Linked DNA regions of Mus musculus: region 2 is linked to region 1. A link is a loop called in an ENCODE intact Hi-C map of the cell type or tissue named here. Cell type or tissue: heart. All regions are shown on one strand.

What was found. A loop is a pair of places that touch in the nucleus more often than their neighbours do. Peaks named below come from ENCODE experiments on the same cell type or tissue, not always from the same donor. Only the 100,000 strongest peaks of a DNase experiment are listed, where the experiment ranks them.
Region 2: it touches region 1 in a loop (2.8-fold over the local background); 10 of 42 quality-filtered maps call a loop at or near these places.

The regions. Positions count from the first base shown.
Region 1 is chr4:119,629,166-119,634,165 of GRCm38, forward strand. No RefSeq gene overlaps it. Among named protein-coding and RNA genes, the nearest start is that of Guca2a, 6.1 kb to the right of the region's middle. In heart, a CTCF peak has its summit at 2,033 (motif pointing right); a DNase peak (open chromatin) is centred at 2,086; H3K4me3 peaks cover 463 bases; H3K27ac peaks cover 3,354 bases.
Region 2 is chr4:119,806,659-119,811,658 of GRCm38, forward strand. It overlaps a transcript of Hivep3 not described here. Among named protein-coding and RNA genes, the nearest start is that of Hivep3, 5.5 kb to the right of the region's middle. In heart, a CTCF peak has its summit at 2,791 (motif pointing left); no DNase peak of the experiment used is centred here.

The sequences.
Region 1 (5,000 bases):
TTGAAGCCAGTGGCCAGACCATGGAGCCCTCGGGAGTTTGAGACCCAGGCATTGCTGCCCTAGCACTGAACTTAAAGCTGTTTAATTTCTGCACCTCACTTTCCTGAGCAGACACTTGTGCAAGCTCTCCAGAGAGAAAGTCAGAGAAGAGGAAGCCATAGTTCCCACCTTTAATGCGTACATACTTGCCTGGGGTGCCGAGCAGGCAGCACCTGACCGGGGAGGCCACCCCGGAAGCTTCCCTGGTGAGGAACAGTAGCTTAGGAAAGCCTCTTCAGAGACGGCATTGCAGGTCACCCTCCAAAGGACCTGAGGCCAGCGGTCATCTCCCTGACACTGCTGCTCCACACCCTGGCTCAGGCTCGACTAGAGTGAGGGTTGTGGGTTGAGGTAGGAACAGGTTCAAAAAGGCTTAGTTGCCAGGCAAGAAGCATGGAGACCTGCACAAGAAGAGCTCGCCCACCTTTTACCTAATTGTAGACTTAGGATGGCTGTGTGTGGAGTAGACTCCAAAACTCTTCCATGGTTTGCCAAAGCCAAGGAGACAGTACTACTCAGCATGTGTGAAAGTGTGTGTGTGTGTGTGTGTGTGTGTGTGTGTCCTGTTGCCCATTGCTGGCAAGTTTCTGACTAGGGTGTGCTTCTCCTGGTCAGTGGAGGCAGAAACACAGTCAATCTGCGGCGTGCATATTTTCCTCAGCTTTAACATACAACTCTGAGGGCTGCTCTTTATAAATGGCCATTACCAGCTGTGTAAAAAGTCCTGAACAAACCATGGTAGCTCAGTAAGACTTCATGGAAGGGGCATTCAAAACTTGACGCTTCGTTTTCTTATAAAAATGACTATTGCAAGCATATTTTATTGAGAGCATTCAGACCCAGTAAAGGAAGCAACCTGTTCCAAGTCTCTCAGCTACTTGGGGAAATCTGAGGAGAGTCATTGACGTGGCAGCAGTTCAGACTTCCCGTACACAGGTAGGAGGGATGGCTCGAGGTAAATCCACTTGCTTCCAGGATTGACGGTGACCTGAGTTCAGACCCCTTAACTAGTGCTGGAAGGAGAAAACCAACGCCCACAAGTTTTCCTCTCCTCACCGCCCTTCATCCCCTTGTACATACTAACTTGATCTGCTGTCACCTGATGGCGTAGTGGTATCGTGGCACTATGTGTGGAAGAGGGGACAGCTTTGGAGACATGAGGGATGCTGCAACTGCAGCGGACACTGCAAGAGAACAGAGACTTCAAACATTAGAGGGCCTGTATAAGATGGGATATCGCGTGAGCAGGACATCTCACTGTGTGTGTGTTCTTGGCTGGTGTAGGGTGCACTGCCCTTAGAAGCAAGTCTGCAATCTCTTCTGTAGGGATAGGCTACAACCAAGCAGAATAGGCAGCATGTTCGTTTCTTTTATAGTAAATTCAAGAGAAATTTTTGAACTACTTCTCCCTTTCCCTAGGTCTGATAAATTGACAAGTCACCATGGGAAAACAACTGGCTCAATCGAAACCAGATTACAGTTCCATTTCAGGGCAGTGTCCCAAATGTGGACCCCAGCTACTTAGTGTTCTCCCCAATACTTGGTATAGATCATCATATTCACTCTTAGGGAACAGCCCCCTGGGCCTGATAGTGCTATTCCCAACCCCTTACAAAGCATCTGGGCCAGGTGTGGCGACAGAGCTGGTAATAACAGCAGCAATAGGGCTGCATTCCAAAGCTAGTCCTCATAGCCTGTGACCTCTGTTCTCAGCAGACCGCTGTGCTTTTCCAAGTCTTCCTGACTGCCCCTGAGTAGAGGGAGGAACTTAGGAAATAGAGGCAAGGCGGTGGCGAGGTGGCTCGGGAGCCAGGACCATGGTCTGTTCTTCTGGAGGACTTGTCCTAGATCCTTCCCCAGTACCTATGCTGGGTGGCTCACAGCCACTTGGAGCTCCAACCCCAGAGCATCCAGTGCACTCCTTCCTGCACATACACATCATTTTTAAAAGTCATTAAAAGCAGTAAAGCAAAGGCTGCATGGAATGCCTGTGATCACCAGGGGGCAGCCCTGCCTGCTGCATGCCTCTCCTTTCTGGAAGGGTTCCTTCAGCTCTGAGCTGTGCCACCCCTTAGCACACTCCAGAGCTTAGAGAGGAAGAGGCACCTTCCTTCCCTCGCTGTCTGTGTTCCCTTCCCCTGTGTGGTAGTACTGATGGCTGGAGATGCCTGACCCCCTTGCTGTTCTCAGCCTACACGTCATGTGGGGTCTCCACTGCTGCCTTGGCTGGACCCTGATGAAGCTCGTCTCGTCCCGTCGTGTCATGTGTCCATCCGTCCCCCCCCCCTCCCCTCAGCTGACATTCTTGCTGCAGGTGTGGCTCGGCAGGCACACCTTGCCTGTGAGCCTGAGCGGGCCTGGAGGGTGTCTATGCACTGCTCTGTCAAGTGTGTTATGATTATTGCTACCATTTGCCAGCTCCCTGCCCGTACTTGACAGCCATTATCTGCCTCAGCACTCCCAGCCACCTCATGGGGTCAGTGCCATTATCTGCTTTTTACTGCCGGGGATTGCCACTCTGAGGGGTGAAGTGGTAGCCCAAAGGTCACTGCCTTGTGAGTGGGAAGACAGCCCAGATCTGCTTCTTTCTGGTCTGTGTTTCCAGTAGAGGCTGGTTTCCTCTTTCACAACAGTCCTCAGGAGCCTTTGACCTCCCTCTCCCCAGCCCACCCTACCCTAGATCCTGCCCATGTCCCTATCTCCCTGTTGTGGAATGTCACCTCTCTGCTCTCCGCTCCCCCCACCCCAAAGGTCAGAGGGAACTTCCTGTCCCAGACAAGTTAACGATGTCGAAGGACATTTCTCAGCTTCCCTTCCACTGCTTGAGTGATGCCCAGGAGGCAGGAATGGTCTGTGTGTGTCTTTGTGTGTGTGTGTGTATGTGTGTGTGTGAGAGAGAGAGACAGAGAGAGACAGAGAGAGACAGAGACAGAGACAGTGTGATGGTTGGGTAGTTGTCACTGTGCAAGCTGAGTAGTACTGACTGATTTCTTTTTCCATTTATGTGTGTGTTTATTTTGTGTAGGCACAGATGTGGATGCATGTTAATGTGAGCACACATCCTTGTGGAGGCCCCAGGTTGAGATCTGGTCAATGAAGCAGGTTCTGAGTCAGAAACCAGAATTCACTAGTAATGGCTAGTTTCGCTAGGCAGCTTGCCTTGGGGATCCAGTCTCCCATCTTCCCAGGCTGCCAAACCATCCATCCAGCTTTGATATGTTCTGGGGATCCAAGCACAAGCTCAGAGGACTGGAAATAGGACAGGTCTTATGGGGTAGAGGGTAGAAAAAGTGGAGGTAGACTCTTAGGCACATCAGCTCAAGTTGCATACCCATGGGCTGTCCCAGTTAGGCCCTGTGAGTCTCCTCTAGGTGTTTTTTCTCCTCACATGCCTGGGTTGACCCTCTTGCTTCTCTTCCAGGTAGTGTTGTTTTGGGCTAAATGGCAGATGAATACCTGTGCCTGCCCAAGCTTTCTCATCCTAGCGGAAACTGATCCCTTGTCATTTGGAGTGGCCAGCACAAGTGATGTTTAAGGCAGTGGGAAGGCTTTGGAGCCCAGTTCTAGGATTCTTTGTGGGCCAGATACTGCCTTCCCTGAGCTCCGGTTTCCTTTTCGTCAGAACAAAACACTTCACCTCAGAGTGGTGTTGAGAAGCTGATAAGCGCATGGCAGCTGTGTACTGTACATAGATAGATTCAAAGGAACTTCTCCCTTCTTCCCTCTGCTCTAAGTTGCCACGAACAGCCGATTCTCCTCCCCCACACTCCCCTTAGTACCTGCTGAGCTGGAGCACTGCCTTCTATCCTGTATGCTCACGGCTTATAGCTTACCCCCTGCCTTCGTCCTCTGCTGCAATGTCCTCATGCACAGTGGCTCTCTCAAGGTCCTAAACTGCTTCTCACTGTCATCAGACAAATTCCCAAGCTTGGTACTGTTGGAGCCCTGCTGTGCTTTAGCCCAGACAAGCTACCCTCCCCCCCCACCCCCCACCCCTGTGCTCCCAGGTCTGCATCCCTCAGTCAAAGGCCACTTCAAATGCCACTTCCACCAGCACAGCCTGGCCTCAGGGACCTGAGCTCTAGGCTTTATTCCCAGCACGTCCCACAAGGAGTCCAGTGAAAATCCATCAACATTGTGTCTCGTTTGGGCTCCTCTGAGGGGTAAGGGTGTGTGTATGCACATGCGTGTGATGAGGGTAAGCACTCGAGATGAACCTCTGTCCTGCCTTCAGTGAGATGCCTCCAGGAGGAGGAAAAAGAGGCAGCTGCTGTGTGTGAATGGGAACAGATGGCAAACGGGTACCCATCATCTCCTCCTGGCCAGCCACAGGGGGATGACTTGACTGGGCAAACAAGCAGACACACCCTCTCCATTCCACAGCTGCCCCCCTGAAGTATCAAGGAAAAGTGCCCACCAGCGTGGGGCCCCGGGGGAGGGGACACTGCACTGGGAATCTGGCCAGGGCCTCCAGGCACCATCAGCTGCCACTTCCTGTATGATACGAGCATTCTGATCACCCATTTTCTCCTCTGCAGAGTGGGCATCGCTGACTCTTGGTGGGCCACTTCTCTTTCTTCCCTCAAAGGGGAGGTTTGTGTGATGCCAGAATAAGTATAGGAGGCACCCGGGAAGGTCAGTTTTTCCTTTGGTATTTCAGAAATTGGATTTGGTTCTGGAATTTATAGCTATATGGCCAGAGTTGTCACCAAATCCACCTGACAGCAAATCTGAAAATTGTGCCTCCCTTTGGGCTGAAGGTGCTCAAAGCTTGTGTTTACACGTGTGCTGTTGGCCTTGTGCCTTTCTACGGTGCACAGTCAGCAGCCATGTGTGTGCATGCCTTGGGAAGATATGGTTTCTTAACCCCAGTGAGCTCCAGCTCACTGCCCCCACCCTTTAAAATGGGATCATACAGTTACACACACACACGCACACACACACACACACACACACACACA
Region 2 (5,000 bases), 180 kb after region 1:
GGTGGATCCTTGTGGTGATTTGAATATGCTTTGCCCATGGGAAGTGGCAACATTAGGAGGTGTGGCCTTGTTGGAGGAGGTGTGGCCTTGTTAGAGGAAGTGGACTTTGAGATCTCACATATACGCTTAAGTCTGGCCAGAGACAGTCTGGCTGTAGTATGACCAAGATGCAGAACTCTCAGCTCCATTTGTTTACAGCACCTTGTCTACCTGCACACTGCAGTGCTTCATGATGTTAATGGGCTGGACCTCTGAGACTGTAAACTACCTCCAACTAAATGTTGTTCCTTATAAGAGTTGCCTCAGTTATAGTTTTTCTTCACAGCAGTGAAACCCCAACTAAGACAGTCCTGATGATGCTTTTGATTGCAGTGAGCTAGGGAGAAGGAGACTGGGGAGGGGGTCCCTAGGGCAATCAGGCTTAGCCTACTCAATGAGTTCTAGACCATAAAACAGGTACCAGCATCTGATCAATGACACCCAAAGTTGTCCTTTGGCCTTCACACACATGTGTGCACACACACTTGTACAAATGCATGTCATGTACACATATGTACATGCCTACCCTCAAAACCTAAACCTATACTCAATCTAAAGCAATTGAATGGTCAAAATATTTAATAAATGAGCTAGCAATGAGGAGGCTGTCAGTGTGAAGACTGGATCATAGAAAGTTTGCTCTTCTTCTTCCTCTCCCTCCTCTTCCTCTCCCTCCTCTTCCTCTCCCTCCTCCTCTCCCTCCTCCTCTCCATTCTCCTCCTCCTCCTCCTCCTCCTCCTCCTCCTCCTCCTCCTCCTCCTCCTCCTCCTCCTCCTCCTCCACTTGCCTCTTGGTTTTGACTTGTCACTTCCTTCCTGCACACACTGACACAGCAGTCCTCCTCACTGCATTGTACTCAATCTTAATCAGCTGTTCTGCTGAGTGGGTTAGTGAGCCTGGCAACTGAACTGCCCTTTGAAGAACGTTATGAAACTAGAAAGGATAGTACGCACTTAGGGCAACAGAATTAGGTCCCAGTTGTCAGGGCAAAATGATGGGTTTATTCTTACAATATAATGTGTAAGTGGGATAAGTAAATGTAAGGTTATGGTGTGAGTGTAGACCAGGAAAGAGTGTGACTCAGTAGCAGTAATTACAGATAGATAGATAGATAGATAGATAGATAGATAGATAGATAGATAGATAGAAAACCAAACAGATTGATCAATCAATAGATAGATAGACAGATATAAAGAGCAATATAATTGTATTGCTTTCATCCCCAGATTCAATTGTTGTCCCAAGGACTTGAAAGAACTTTATAAACTAAAGATTACTTTCCTTCTTCGAGACTGAGGATAACCAAGACTGTATAGAATGTTAGCACCACAGACCCAGGGTCCTTTGTCTTCCTGCTTAGTCAGTCTCATCCACATGAAGTCCAAGCCTGCATTCCAGAGAACAGGAAAGAGAATTGGAGGGAGAGTGTGATCTTTCCCTTCAAGGACTGATCAGAAAACTACTCAGTGTACATGAGCTTGCAACTCAGAGCTAAAGCCTGTCCCCAGGACACACCTACAAGGAATGCTGAGAAATGTAGTCTTAGGTGGTGAATAGCTGAGTTACTACTAAGATGGGAGGAGAAGAATGTATGCTGATGGAACTTTAGCAGGCTTGAAATAAAGCCAGCATGCACATCAATGTAGTCTTACTCCCAGAAAAACCTGAGCAACTGTGTATTGTACTGAGAGAAATATAGAAGTCTCTAGAATGAGATAGCTAGCTTTCCCAGAACAAAGAACAAAACAGCAAACATTTAGTTTTGACCAGTCACATACGGTATTTGTCACAATTTTCCCCTGTGTTTATACTTTTATGATCCTTCCATAATGTCAAATGCACACTTATCATGTGAATTGTCCAAATCAGGCTGTCCCAAGGGCTGTAGTTTGTGTATATATGCTTAGTAGAAGCATGGTGGTCACATCTAGAATGTAGGAGTCTGTGTTCCAGGGAGCTGGTGAATGTACGGAGAAATGCAGGTGAGCCAAAGATGATGACCAGAGGCATCTCAGCCTGGACCAGCTCACATTCCCGAGGACTTGATCAGCATTCTCGAATAGTTGAGGAATATTTTGGTGATTAGGAGTGACTCAAATCTTGTTTGTATCAAGAGAGAAGAAGGAGAATTGGTAAGAGAAAGTTCTAGAAGGCAGACCAGAGTGCTGAATATTCAAGGGCTTTCTAGTTATTGCTTTTCACTTGAGAACCTATAATCAGGCATGTTATATAGCTAGCCTCAGTTTATTCTCCACAGCGCCAGGAGGTAGGTGTCACCATTATGTCTCATATTAGCTGATTTTATTTATTATTATTTATTAACAAAATTTCTGACAGAAACAACTTATTAGATGAAAGGTTTTGTTTTGTTTTGCTTATGGTTTGGAAGGGTACAGTCCATCACAGCAGAGAAGGCATGGTGGGATTCATGGCAGCGGGGGTGTGTGGCAGAGACCCATTATGGCAGACAAGGAAACAGAGTGGCCAGAACTAGGGACCACACCCTCAGAGTCCCCTCTCTAGTGGCCTACTTCAGCCAGCTAGGACTTACCTCCTAAACTTTAGGACCTAAGGCTCTTCAGCACCACCCCTTTTCCTCAGTAGCACCAGAAACTGGGGTGAGTGTTCAAAGCATGATTCTGGAAGGCACATTTCCCTGTTCAAGCCACAACACCTCTGCTTGACAACTGAGAAAGCAATATAACCCAGGTTACAGTAGCCTTAGCCACAGCTACTCCCTACTGCCCCCTTGTGTACAAATTAAATGTCTTGGATATGTAAATCCTGGAGTAGTGCCTGGCACCCAGTAAGAGGGAACACTTACTGGAATCCCTGCAGTTCTCACTGCGGTGGGTTTCATAGTCTGTGACTGAATACCGTGAACTTGATGCCGTCAGATGACATGTTCACCTGCTCGTAATTTGGACATCTGAAGTCTTCAGTCCGTTTCACTGGGTGGTAAGCAAGCGTTGACAGGGACAGTGCTAAGCTCCCTCCAGAGGCTTGAGGGGGATGGGGGGGGGGGGGTCAGGTGTGTGTGTGGATTCTGTTCTTGCTTTTTCCTACATTTGATGGCTTCTGACTTGTCCTGGCCTGGCTGCATCCCTCTGATCCTGACCTCTGTAATCCCATGACTTCTCTGCCTGCTTCCTGTCTCTTACAAAAGATCGTTGTGATTCCAAGCAGAGTTCTCCTAGTTTGTTTAGAATAACCTTCCCATATCCAGAGTACTAATTTATTCACATCATTTGTATTAAGGTAAGGCTCATTTTCCAGGCGTTAGGTAGCACATATCTGTGGGGGGCATTGTTTAGCCTTTCCCAATGCGATTTTGCATAGACTGGATGACCTCAGATTTTCTTTACACTATTAGAAAATAACTTTATGGCATCAAGTAAACTATAATATCTATCTATCTTTTGAGGTCTCTTTTTCTGAAAAAAGATTTTAAATAAGGCATGGGTTAAAGGAAATAATTCTTTTCAACAAGCCATAGACAAATACTATTATTATGTTACTGGATAATGATTTCTTTGTTCTACGGATTTAAAATTCAGCCTTCATGTCTTACCTTCACATGACAAACTATAGTCAAATTGTTTCTTGGCCATATTCAGTCCACCAGCCTGTTTTGCAGGTTCTGCAGTGTGAGGCTCTTTTGGTTATTGTAACACTGAAGTGTTATGTATTTCTAACTGGCAAATAAGCCTCTTCTTCCTTTTCTGGTTTCCCGGCCAGTGGCCCTTCTCCTGCTTTCTTTCTCGTTGGGTATTTCAGCTGTACTGGGTACGTTATGTACACCAGCATTACTCAGCACTCAGGATGCCAAGGAGGGAAGAACTGAAGCTTAAGGCTAGCCTGGGCTACATAGCAAGATACCATCTCTAAACAAACATCCATCATCAACAACCTCCGTCCTTACTGTTACTTTAACGTGGTATTTGGAAGAAGAGCCATTCTGGAATTGTCTACCCTACAAAAATGATCCTTTCAGTCTTGTTTATCATCATCATCATCATCATTATCGTTATTATTGTGAATCTGCTTCTGTATCTCCATTGAACATTTCTCAGTTTTATTAATATATAAGTTTAATTCTGGGACTTGTATTTTAAAAACAAATAGGTGGTGGCTAGTAGGTAAGAAGGTAGACTGGACACTGTAGAATGTTAGTAATAATAACCAATAAGAAAATAGAACAACTTAGAACCAAATACTCTATCAAAACTTTGTAAACTGGAAAGTCTGTCTGTCTGTCTGTCTGTCTGTCTGCCTCTCCCTCTCTGTGTCTCTCTCTCTGTTCTTTTATAGGTAAGTGATGAAATCGGTAGCAGGTGATGTTACAGAAGAGAGGGAATACTACATATTTAAATCATTTGACTCTCATTTCTCAAAATGTTTAATAATTATGTGCTGTCAATTCTGTACTCGACTTTACATTTTACCTGGCTTCATTCCACATTACATTTCTTACATAATAACCTCTCTTTGTGTGAGTTCATTTTCCTGGCCTGTTTTCACCCTTGCTTAAGCAGAGATCTTCAAGTTACCTACAGAAGCTTTTCTTAATAAAGGGTATGCCAGTGATGCCCTGTCTCTATTTTATCGTCACACAGAGGGCAATGCTAGTGTGACAGCTAGTGTGGTTTCAGTGCATTTCTTTGGAGTCCCCAGTAAGCATTGTGCGGGTGTATCTGTGAGCCGCATTTTAGAAGGGGACCAGAAAGTCATTCTGAGTTTATTTCTTTTACGCAGTCAGCTCCTTCTCCCTTCTGAGTACGTTTGTGGTTGTGTCTCTTTGCTCTTGGGGTTCTGCATCTCTGAATGTGTTTGCTTGCTCAACAACGCTGCTGCCAGCACACCTTGTGACCTGCATCCAACTCTTCAGCTGAAGGGGACAGCCTTTTGCTTCTGTGTTTCTGCTTCTCCTTGGTGCTGCTATTCCTTCAGAACTCCTGCTG